3 separate regions of the Homo sapiens genome follow, and regions 1 and 3 are each linked to region 2. Evidence: chromatin contacts called from ENCODE Hi-C or POLR2A ChIA-PET data. All regions are on one chromosome and are shown on one strand. Each heading gives the region's core, a stretch centred on a gene start or an enhancer-like site at or near the end of the contact. The rest is flanking DNA. Distances are from core to core; before and after follow the strand shown. Region 1 holds the start of LINC03100 (long intergenic non-protein coding RNA 3100). Region 2 holds the start of DTYMK (deoxythymidylate kinase). Region 3 holds the start of LINC01238 (long intergenic non-protein coding RNA 1238).

The links. Hi-C counts contacts between places; a loop is a spot of excess contacts on that map. ChIA-PET counts read pairs that join two places held with the same protein, here RNA polymerase II (POLR2A). Pooled maps may share reads with other maps.
Region 1: a loop to region 2 is called in a pooled map, with 11 times the contacts of the local background. The contact joins the promoter of LINC03100 here to the promoter of DTYMK in region 2. A Hi-C loop is called at or near these places in 3 of 37 single-sample maps with no recorded cell type and 9 of 50 pooled maps. POLR2A ChIA-PET finds 5 or more read pairs at or near these places in 2 of 52 experiments (MCF 10A and naive thymus-derived CD8-positive, alpha-beta T cell).
Region 3: a loop to region 2 is called in a pooled map, with 2.7 times the contacts of the local background. The contact joins the promoter of LINC01238 here to the promoter of DTYMK in region 2. A Hi-C loop is called at or near these places in 6 of 50 pooled maps. POLR2A ChIA-PET finds 5 or more read pairs at or near these places in 2 of 52 experiments (HepG2 and activated CD4-positive, alpha-beta T cell).

What each region holds. Positions count from the first base shown.
Region 1 is chr2:242,087,128-242,089,827 of GRCh38, forward strand. LINC03100 (long intergenic non-protein coding RNA 3100) reads right to left here and starts at 1,438. Exons shown (of 1, transcript NR_186294.1): 1 at 224-1,438. It overlaps LINC01881 (long intergenic non-protein coding RNA 1881), which reads left to right and starts at 1,506. Exons shown (of 7, transcript NR_130702.1): 1 at 1,506-1,674.
Region 2 is chr2:241,685,445-241,688,405 of GRCh38, forward strand. DTYMK (deoxythymidylate kinase) reads right to left here and starts at 1,371. Exons shown (of 5, transcript NM_012145.4): 1 at 1,210-1,371; 2 at 325-433. The coding sequence starts at 1,339. It also overlaps a transcript of ING5 not described here. RefSeq lists silencers at 961-1,270, 1,318-1,580, 1,331-1,860.
Region 3 is chr2:241,969,185-241,972,185 of GRCh38, forward strand. It overlaps LINC01238 (long intergenic non-protein coding RNA 1238), which reads left to right and starts at 1,499. Exons shown (of 6, transcript NR_110592.1): 1 at 1,499-2,097; 2 at 2,191-2,309; 3 at 2,501-2,591; 4 at 2,929-2,985. All of the region lies in intron 3 of LINC01237 (long intergenic non-protein coding RNA 1237), which reads left to right.

The sequences.
Region 1 (2,700 bases), core at 188-2,687, 400 kb after region 2:
AATGTAGATTTGCTGTACTCTAATCAGAGCCTCACAAAAATGTGACCACTTGCCTCATAGCCTACTCTCCCCTCTTTCCCCTCCTACCGGCGCTTTTCCCTTAAATATTTGGAAAAAAGTACAGGCCAAAAATCCTACTGTAACCTGTGTTTCTTTTTCCCCAGGCAAATCCACAATTTTGGCAAAATAAACCTCTATATCAGTTGTGATCTGCCTCAGACACTTTTTGGTTTACACAACAATCCAATCATAGCGATTTATTTGGAAATATACCTTCACAAGTTAAATCAAACCACAGCACTACTGGGCATTATTTGTAATGGCAAACTATTGCAAACAATCTAAAGCCCATCATAGACATCATAGAAACTATTCTAATAAATTGATACATTTATATAATGGAATAATCCGCAACCTTGAAGGGAATGAAGGAAGGAATAAAGAGAGAGGGTAAGGAAGAAAAGAAAGGAGAGAGGGAAGGAGGGACAGACAGGTGTTTAAATTGGGGATGTGCAAGCAATATTGCCTGCTTCATTGCCTTCACATTATCTAAAAGCATGTGGTCAAGAAACACTATTACAATAAGCACATCAGAAATAACTTCTAAAATTACTTTTCCAAAATATGAATCCATACTATACACTTCCTGTAATGTGCACCAAATGTAGATGCACACATTTTAACAAGGAAAAGACTAATACTCATATTTGCTTGCTACACACCAGACACTGTTTTAAATGTTTTGCACACGTTAACTCATCTGTTCTTACAGAAATCCTGTAGCGTGCACCGCCACCTCCATGTTTCTAGGAGGAAACTGAGGCACGGGGGCTGCGGCTCCTGGACGCACCTGGCCTTCTCGGCCTGCCTCTCTCCCTCCAGCCGCCCCACATTCTTTTTTCCTAATTGGAAAAAACTATTCACGCTGCTCCTCCAGGGCATTTCAACCTTCTAGAAAGACTCGACAAGATTCGAAACTGTTTATAAAGAGAACGTGCTTGTGCCTGAATGCTGAGTGTGAGCGCGCAGTGATGCCCTAGAGTGCAGTCATCCCGGGCTTGGCGCCCAGCGGGTGGAAATACGGCCGCAGGGTGGAAATGCGGCGGCGGGGCTGCCCAGGCTCCTGTGGGACCCGCGCGGCGCGGGCACGCACATTCTCAGGGACGCGCGTCCTCAGGCCACGAGAACACCTGAAGGCCCCGGCCAGCGTCCTCCAGTGAAGACCCGGACCGGCGTCGTCACCCGCCGCGCAGGCCTAAATCTCAGGTCTTCACCGTCATCTCCCAGCGATCGCAGGGATCTCAGGCACTGACCGCGCCCGTCCCTGCGCCCCCCCGCCCCCGCCCCCCCGCGCCCCCGCGCCCCCGCGCCCCCGCGCCCCCACACCTCCACGCCCGGCACTCTGGGCGCGCGCGGACGGCGGGGCAGTGCCTACTACGCAGGCGCACGCTGCGGGCGTCAGGACCCGGCAGCAACACTGCCACGCGAATCCGCGCCGGCCAATCAGCATGGCCAGGGGCGGGGCTTCCCTGAGGCGCGCCGAGAGGCGGTGGCCCACTTCCGGCAATAATCGCCTGGTCGCCGTCAGGTGCCGGCCCAGGTGGCAGGCGCGCCCGTTGGGCACTGGGGGACGCGGGCGCGTCAGGTGAAGACTGGGGGCTGCAGGCGCGCTAGGTAGGTACGGGGTGCCGCGGGCGCGTCAGGTGAAGACTGGGCGCCGCAGGCGCCTTAGGTGAAGATTGGGGATCGCGGGCGCGTCAGGTGGGGACGATGGGCCACGGGCGAGTCAGGTGAAGACCGGGGGCGGCGGGCGCGTCAGGGGAAGACATGGGGTCGCGGGCGCGTCAGGTGGGGACCGGGGGTCTCGGGCGCGTCAGGTGGGGACGGGGTTGTCGCGGGCGCGTCAGGTGGGGACGGGGTTGTCGCGGGCGCGTCAGATGGGGACGGGATTGCCGCGTGCGCGTCTGCTGAGGTCTGGGTCCGCGGGCGCGTCAGGAAGGGACGATGGGCCGCGGGCGCGTCAGGTGGGGTCTGGGGGCGGCCGGCGGGTGTGGAGGGTTCATTCAGGGAGCTGCGGGCGAGTCAGGTGGGCACGGGGACCGCCCACAGGTGCATCGCGTGTCCTCAGCCGCTTCCCCTGCCCACCTTCTGCGACCCCTTCCCGCCCCCACCCTCCTGGGCCGTCTTGCAGGCCCGAGCTTGTGTCCGCCTCGCTGGGCAAGGTGTTTCGGGGACGACTCCTGCCGGCGTTTGCCCTCCGGGCTCGGCCCTTGCCTCTTCGCCGGTGGGCACCTGCTAGGTGTGACCCCTCATTCCTCCAGGCCACTCTGCCCCGTCTGCTGCTTACCTTTTTTTCCCTACTCCTGGTCTGTGGCTCTGGCTCTGTCTCTGTCTCCTCCCTTAATTTCTTTCCATGCTTATTTTTCTTGCAGCAGACACTAATTTTGCATCCTTCCCCTCACAGTAAGCTCAATTTGACCTTTTTCTCAATTAGATTCCACCTCTGTCCTTGGGTCTATTCAAACTCATTTTGAAGACTAAAGAATCTAGAGAACCATTTCTTCCCTTATGAAGCTGTCTCTTGCTGCCTCCAAATCCTTACCATCCGGCCCTAATCAAAAAAGACGTTTACTCTTTCATATTCTGTTTTCTCCTCGTCTTTACATGTTTACCTTTCCCATGAGGAATCTGTGATTATCT
Region 2 (2,961 bases), core at 121-2,620:
ATCGCTTGAACCTGGGAGGCGGAGGTTGCAGTGAGCCGAGATCACACCTCTGCCTGGCGACAGAGCGGAACTCCGTCTAAAAAAACCCGAAAAACTGAAGTCTATTAGTTATGGGGTGTGGGGAGCAGGAGGACGAAACAGCATTCATTAGCGCCCTTTGGGAACTAGGGCGCTTCACCACCTCTGCCCACAGGACTGCTAAACAGAAGAACATCAGGCCCAGCACTACTGTCACTGTCATTCAGAATCGAGTGCTGCGTTCACTGAATCTCAGGAGGAAGGAAAGTGGCAAGGGCAGAGGGAGCAGTGTGCAATGGTTTTTACACTTGTTCCCAGCGATTTGCAGAAAAAAGCAGGTGCACCGAGTGATCCTCCACGTCACTTTTCTTTTGCAAGTAGGAACTCAGAAGTTTGCCGATTTCAGTTGATCTTTCTAGAAAAAAAGAGAAACACACAAAATGCAAGTGAGATCAGGCTTTCCCTCTATATTACAATATAGTTTGGACTGAATTTCTCCCGGACTCAAGTCTCACGTTGAATTTTACTTTACTAAATCTCTAGACAGGCTTGGATCTTCTGCGGAAGCCAAAGGAATTTCTCTGAGCAATAACAGCAATCTGCAAACAAGCTGGGATGAAAAATGCTTTAGGAAAAAAGAACTCGGGTAGAAAGTAGAGACTTCAAAGAAAGCATTTATAAAATTTGTGGACTGGGTGGCCAAAGATTAAGGTCAATGCTTCACTTGAAAACTTTTAAATATATGCTATAAAACCCCTGAAAGCGCGAACAGCCATCAAACAAAACACAACACCAGAAAAACCCACAAAAACGAGACATGGATTACAAAAGAGCTGGAGGAGACTTTTGGGGGAGACACCACGGTTTCGCGCGGGTTTACACGTCAGTCATCACCATACCCCGCACTTAAAGACACGCAGCGTGGACCGGGCGCGGTGGCGCGCGCCTATGTTCCCGGCTACCCGGGAGGCTGAGGCGGGAGGATCGCTTGAGCCCGGGAGGTCCAGGCTGCCGTGGGCCGAGATGGCGCCACTGCACTCCAGCCTGGGCGACACAGGGAAAGCCCGTCTTTCAAAATAAAAACCGCACAGTTCACAGCACGCCAGCCGCAGACAACGAAGCGGAGCAAAGAGCCCCTGGGAAGGCAGAGGCACCGAAGGCCGCGGCGCACCCCCCGCCGCGCGCACCCACCCGGGAACCGGAGCAGTTCGGCGCGGTGGCCCGCGGCGCACAGCGCTTCCACCAGCTTGCGGCTCTGCGTGCTCTTCCCGGCGCGGTCCACGCCCTCCAGCACTATGAGAGCCCCGCGCCGGGCCGCCATGACTGTCCACCGCCCGCCGCTGGCGTCTCCACGCAGCCTTCCGGAGCTCCCATTGGCCGGCGTCAACAGCGCGCGCCGTGATTAGCTAGTATTTCCCGGCCTCGGCCAAATTCGAAGGGATTGGCCGGGGCCGGGGCGAGGACGACGCGCGGTGGGACCGACACCCGCGCCTGCGCCCTGGGCCGCGCCGCCACTGGAGCCGTGTCCTGGGCTTCCGGGGCGGAAACTGGGGCCCCGTGTCCCGTGCGGGCCTCCGTCCTCGGGCGAGCAGGGCCCTTCGCTCCGGGAGGGGAGGTGACGCGGCGCGGGCTGGACGGCCGGAGACGCGGGGTCAGGGCGCGGACGAGGGGAGCGCAGGGTCGGAGGGGCTCCCGGACGCTGCCCGCCCAGCGTCGGCTCTCGTTGGCCCCTGGCTGCGCGCAGCGGGCCCGACTCTCAGGGCCCTGCGGTGCCCGCTGCCAGCGTGAGGGCTCCGGTCACGCGGCGCGCGAGACGAACGAGCGAGATGCTTCCCGAAGCGCGGGGCCCAGTGCAGGGGCTCAGCCGGGGCTCCTCCCAAAGCTCACCTGGAGCCCAGCACGACTGCGTTCTGGAAACGCTGTGTTTGACAGCAGGGGCAGGATGGGGGGCTGTGTAGACGCTGGCCACGTGGCAATTGTAGGAGAACCATGGGATCGATAAATGTTCACTGTTGTCCCTGAAGCGCAAAACTGCAGGGCTCTGGAAAGTCCGTGTGTGTGTTTTTGTTGTTTTTGTTTGTTTGAGACAGAGTCTCGCTCTGTCACCCAGGCTGGAGTGCGGTGGCGCGATCTCTGCTCACTGCAACCTCCGCCTCCCGGGTTCAAGCGATTCTCCTGCCTCAGCCTCCCGAGTAGCTGGGACTGCAGGCGGCCGCCACGACGCCCGGCTAATTTTTTGTATTTTTAGTAGAGACGGGGTTTCACCGTGTTAGCCAGGATGGTCTTGATCTGACCTCGTGATCTGCCCGCCTCGGCCTCCCAGAGTGCTGGGATTACAGGCGTGAGCCACCGCGCCTGGCCGAAAAGTCCGTTTTAAAAGATGATGTATACAAATTATAGCACGGAGAGGGAACGGGCAAGTTGTTTCCTCTTTCCATGCCTCCAACTCCTCTGAAATGTGGGTCATGATGATAATAGGAAAAACTGTCTCTGCCATAGAGAGGTGGAAAAAGTCCCGCGAAGTGTCCCCGGTATCTAGAAAGCGCTCAGTAGTGTTTGCTGTTATCTTAGGGATATCAGGCTGCCTGGACATTTCTCAGGTGAGACTTTTTGTTATTTTAGATATCTAAAATACTACTATCTATATGTGCCATATTGTCAGTTGTCAGCTAGACATCACTTTCTCTGCTTAGCAGAAGAAATGGTAGGAACTGCATTTCCCAGAATCATCTGTGTAGCCCTGGATTACAGTCTACCAGACGAGGCACTCTTACCTTTCGAGGCGATTATTCTTGGGAGGCACCCTCAGCCAGAAATATAGATGAAATTCAAAGCTGTTCTGTTTTCAGAACCACCTGCCTCTGATGTAGACCAAGAAATTGCTGGTAGCTTTCTAAGTGTTGAGTTTGCATTGGTTTTTTCCCCATGAGCTCTTGAGACCAC
Region 3 (3,001 bases), core at 249-2,748, 280 kb after region 2:
GTATGGAGTGTGGGGATGATGATGGGTATGGAGTGTGGGGTTGATGACGGGTGATAGAGGAGTGTGGGGATGTGATGGGTGATGGAGTGTGGGGATGATGATGGAATGTGGGATTGATGACGGATGATGGAGTGTGGGGATGATGATGGGTGATGGAGTGTGGGGATGATGATGGAGTGTGGGGTTGATGATGGGTGATGGAGTGTGGGGTTGATGATGGGTGATGGAGTGTGGGGATGATGTTGGGTGATGAAGTGCGGGGATGATGATGGAGTGTGGTGATGATGACAGGTGACGGAGTCTGGGGTTGATGACGGGGCGTGGGGTTGATGATGGAGTGTGGGGATGATGATGGGTATGGAGTGTGGGGATGATGATGGATATGGAGTGTGGGGTTGATGACGGGTGATACAGTGTGGGGATGTGATGGGTGATGGAGTGTGGGGATGATGATGGGTATGGAGTGTGGGATTGATGACGGGTGATGGAGTGTGGGGATGATGATGGGTAATGAAGTGTGGGGATGATGATGGAGTGTGGTGATGATGACAGGTGACGGAGTGTGGGGTTGATGACGGGGCGTGGGGTTGATGATGGAGTGTGGGGATGATGACGGGTGACCGAGTGTGGGGTTGATGACGGGGCGTGGGGTTGATGATGGGGTGTGGGGATGATGACGGGGCATGGGGTTGATGACGGGGCGTGGGGCTGTTGATGGGGTTTGGGGTTGATGACGGGGTGTGTGGTTGATGACGGGGTATGGGGTTGATGATGGGGCGTAGGGTTGATGATGGGGTGTGGGGTTGATGATGGGGCATGGGGTTGATGACGGGGCCTGGGGTTGATGACGGGGTGTGGGGTTGATGACGTGGTGTGGGGTTGATGACGGAGTATGGGGTTGATGATGGGGTGTGGAGTTGATGACGGGGTGTGGGGTTGATGACGGGGCATGTGTGGGGTCGATGATGGGGTGTGGGGTTGATGATGGGGTGTGGGGTTGATGAAGGGGCGTGGGGTTTATGACGGAGCTTGGGGCTGATGATGGGGTGTGGGGCTGATGATGGGGTGTGGGGCTGATGATGGGGCATGGGGTTTATGATGGGGTGTGGGATTAATGACGGAGTGTGGCGTTGATGATGAGGCGTGGGGTTTATGACAGAGCGTGGGGTCAATGACAGGGTGTGGGGTTGATGACGGGGTGTGGGGTTGATGACGGGGCATGGGGTTTATGACAGCTTGTGTCAGACGAAGCCACATCAACTCATTCTGAGCACCCCTTTCCTCAAAACATAAGGATGAGCATGACCAAAATCTCAAGACATTTTTCCTAAGTCCTTAAGACGGATGAACTTCTACAGGTAAGTAGGTAGATTAATAAACAGAGGTAAGGAATGTTGGCATGAAGAAGCTCCCTAGGCTGCTGTGTGGCTGAAGCTCTGACTGGTCATGCTGGTTAAGGATGCGTCTGAGCAAGATCGGTCGCTGACAGGTAGGTGTGTAGAAAATAACCTATATGTGGTGGTCCATTTTCAGTTCTAAGTGCCTTCATATAGGTTTAAGCAGGCTATGTGGAAATAGAGAAATAAAGAAGCAGAAATGTACTGAGTCACCACCCTGCCCTCCTTCCTGCTTTCCCTTTCACCCAGCGGCCACGTGCCTATCAGTAGGAGCCCCCTCAACTACCCTCTCCTCACCCCACCAAAGAATTTAGTTTAGGCTAGCTTGCAACATAAATAATTATACCCTTTCTTATCAGCTACGTGCAGCCACCAGGGCCATAGTCAAATGTTTGAAGAGTCCTGAGACAGTTGCAATGCATGGTGGGCTGCAATAAAATGCAGCAGAAAGATCCTAAAGAACAGACTTGAAATCTTAATCCAACGACCAATAGGTGATGTCCAGGAAGATCGTAACCCCATTTACTCAGTCAATGAGGAACTGGGGGAGGGACCTGCGCACTAGGGGATAAATTGCTTGTTGAAACTCTGCTGGGGGTGGCTGCATGCCAGCCAGACACCCAGTCTTGCAAGACTGTCATTGAAAATCTCCGTTTTGCTGTTCTCCGGGTCTCTGCGTCCAGTCTTTGTGTTTGGACGGGTGAGTTTGTTTCTCACAGGTGCGACTCTGTCTCTATTTGCATCAGGTTCAGTTTCTTCCTGGTTGACCTTGTGGGTGTGAATGTTGTCACAGACCTGCCGGGCCATCTTTCTGCAAGAAGATAAAGGAAGACCAGGAGTGCCTGCCGAACTCCTATGGAGGAAGTCTAGGAGAGGAAGGGGTAGGACCAAGGGCACTGCTGTGGGCTGAAGGTTTGCGTCCCCCCAAATCCTTACGTTGAAATCCTAAACCCCAGTGGGATGGTGTTTGGAGATGGGACCTTTGGGACGTGATTAGGTCATGGGGTGGAGCCCCATGAGGGGATTAGTGCCCTTGTAAGAAGAAACACCAGAACCAGCCTCTTCTCTCTCTACTCACCACCCTTCCTCTCTGCTAAGGACAGGGAGGAAGATGGTGTCTGCAAACCAGGAAGCAGCCTTGCCAGACACAGGATTGGCCACAACCTTGACCCCAGACTTCCAGCCTCCAGAACTGTGAGAAATAAATGTCCATATTGACTAGGGGCACAGGGCATGGGGGAACTGGTTCCAGACCTGCCTCCTGGGAAGTTGGGAGGGGGCATTTCAACCTGTTAATTTCTCAAATTATGTAGTCATTCAAAAAGAAATAGAAACACTTCATTAACTTTGTGATTGCCAAATTATTGATCAATTCTCATAGAAAGTTATAACATTTCCCCTTTTGGTACATTTCTGTTAAAAAGAAGGTTGTCTTTCCAGCCTTATGTTTTGTAGTTTAATTTGCTCACATTCATTATAATCCATTATTTAATACATTTTTCTTCCATTTGATCATATTACTTGCTGATAGGAAGGACTGAGTTCATTTTCAGCGTGTCTGGCTTTTCCATTTCTGTGGCCTGGGAAGGTGGGTGGCTACATCA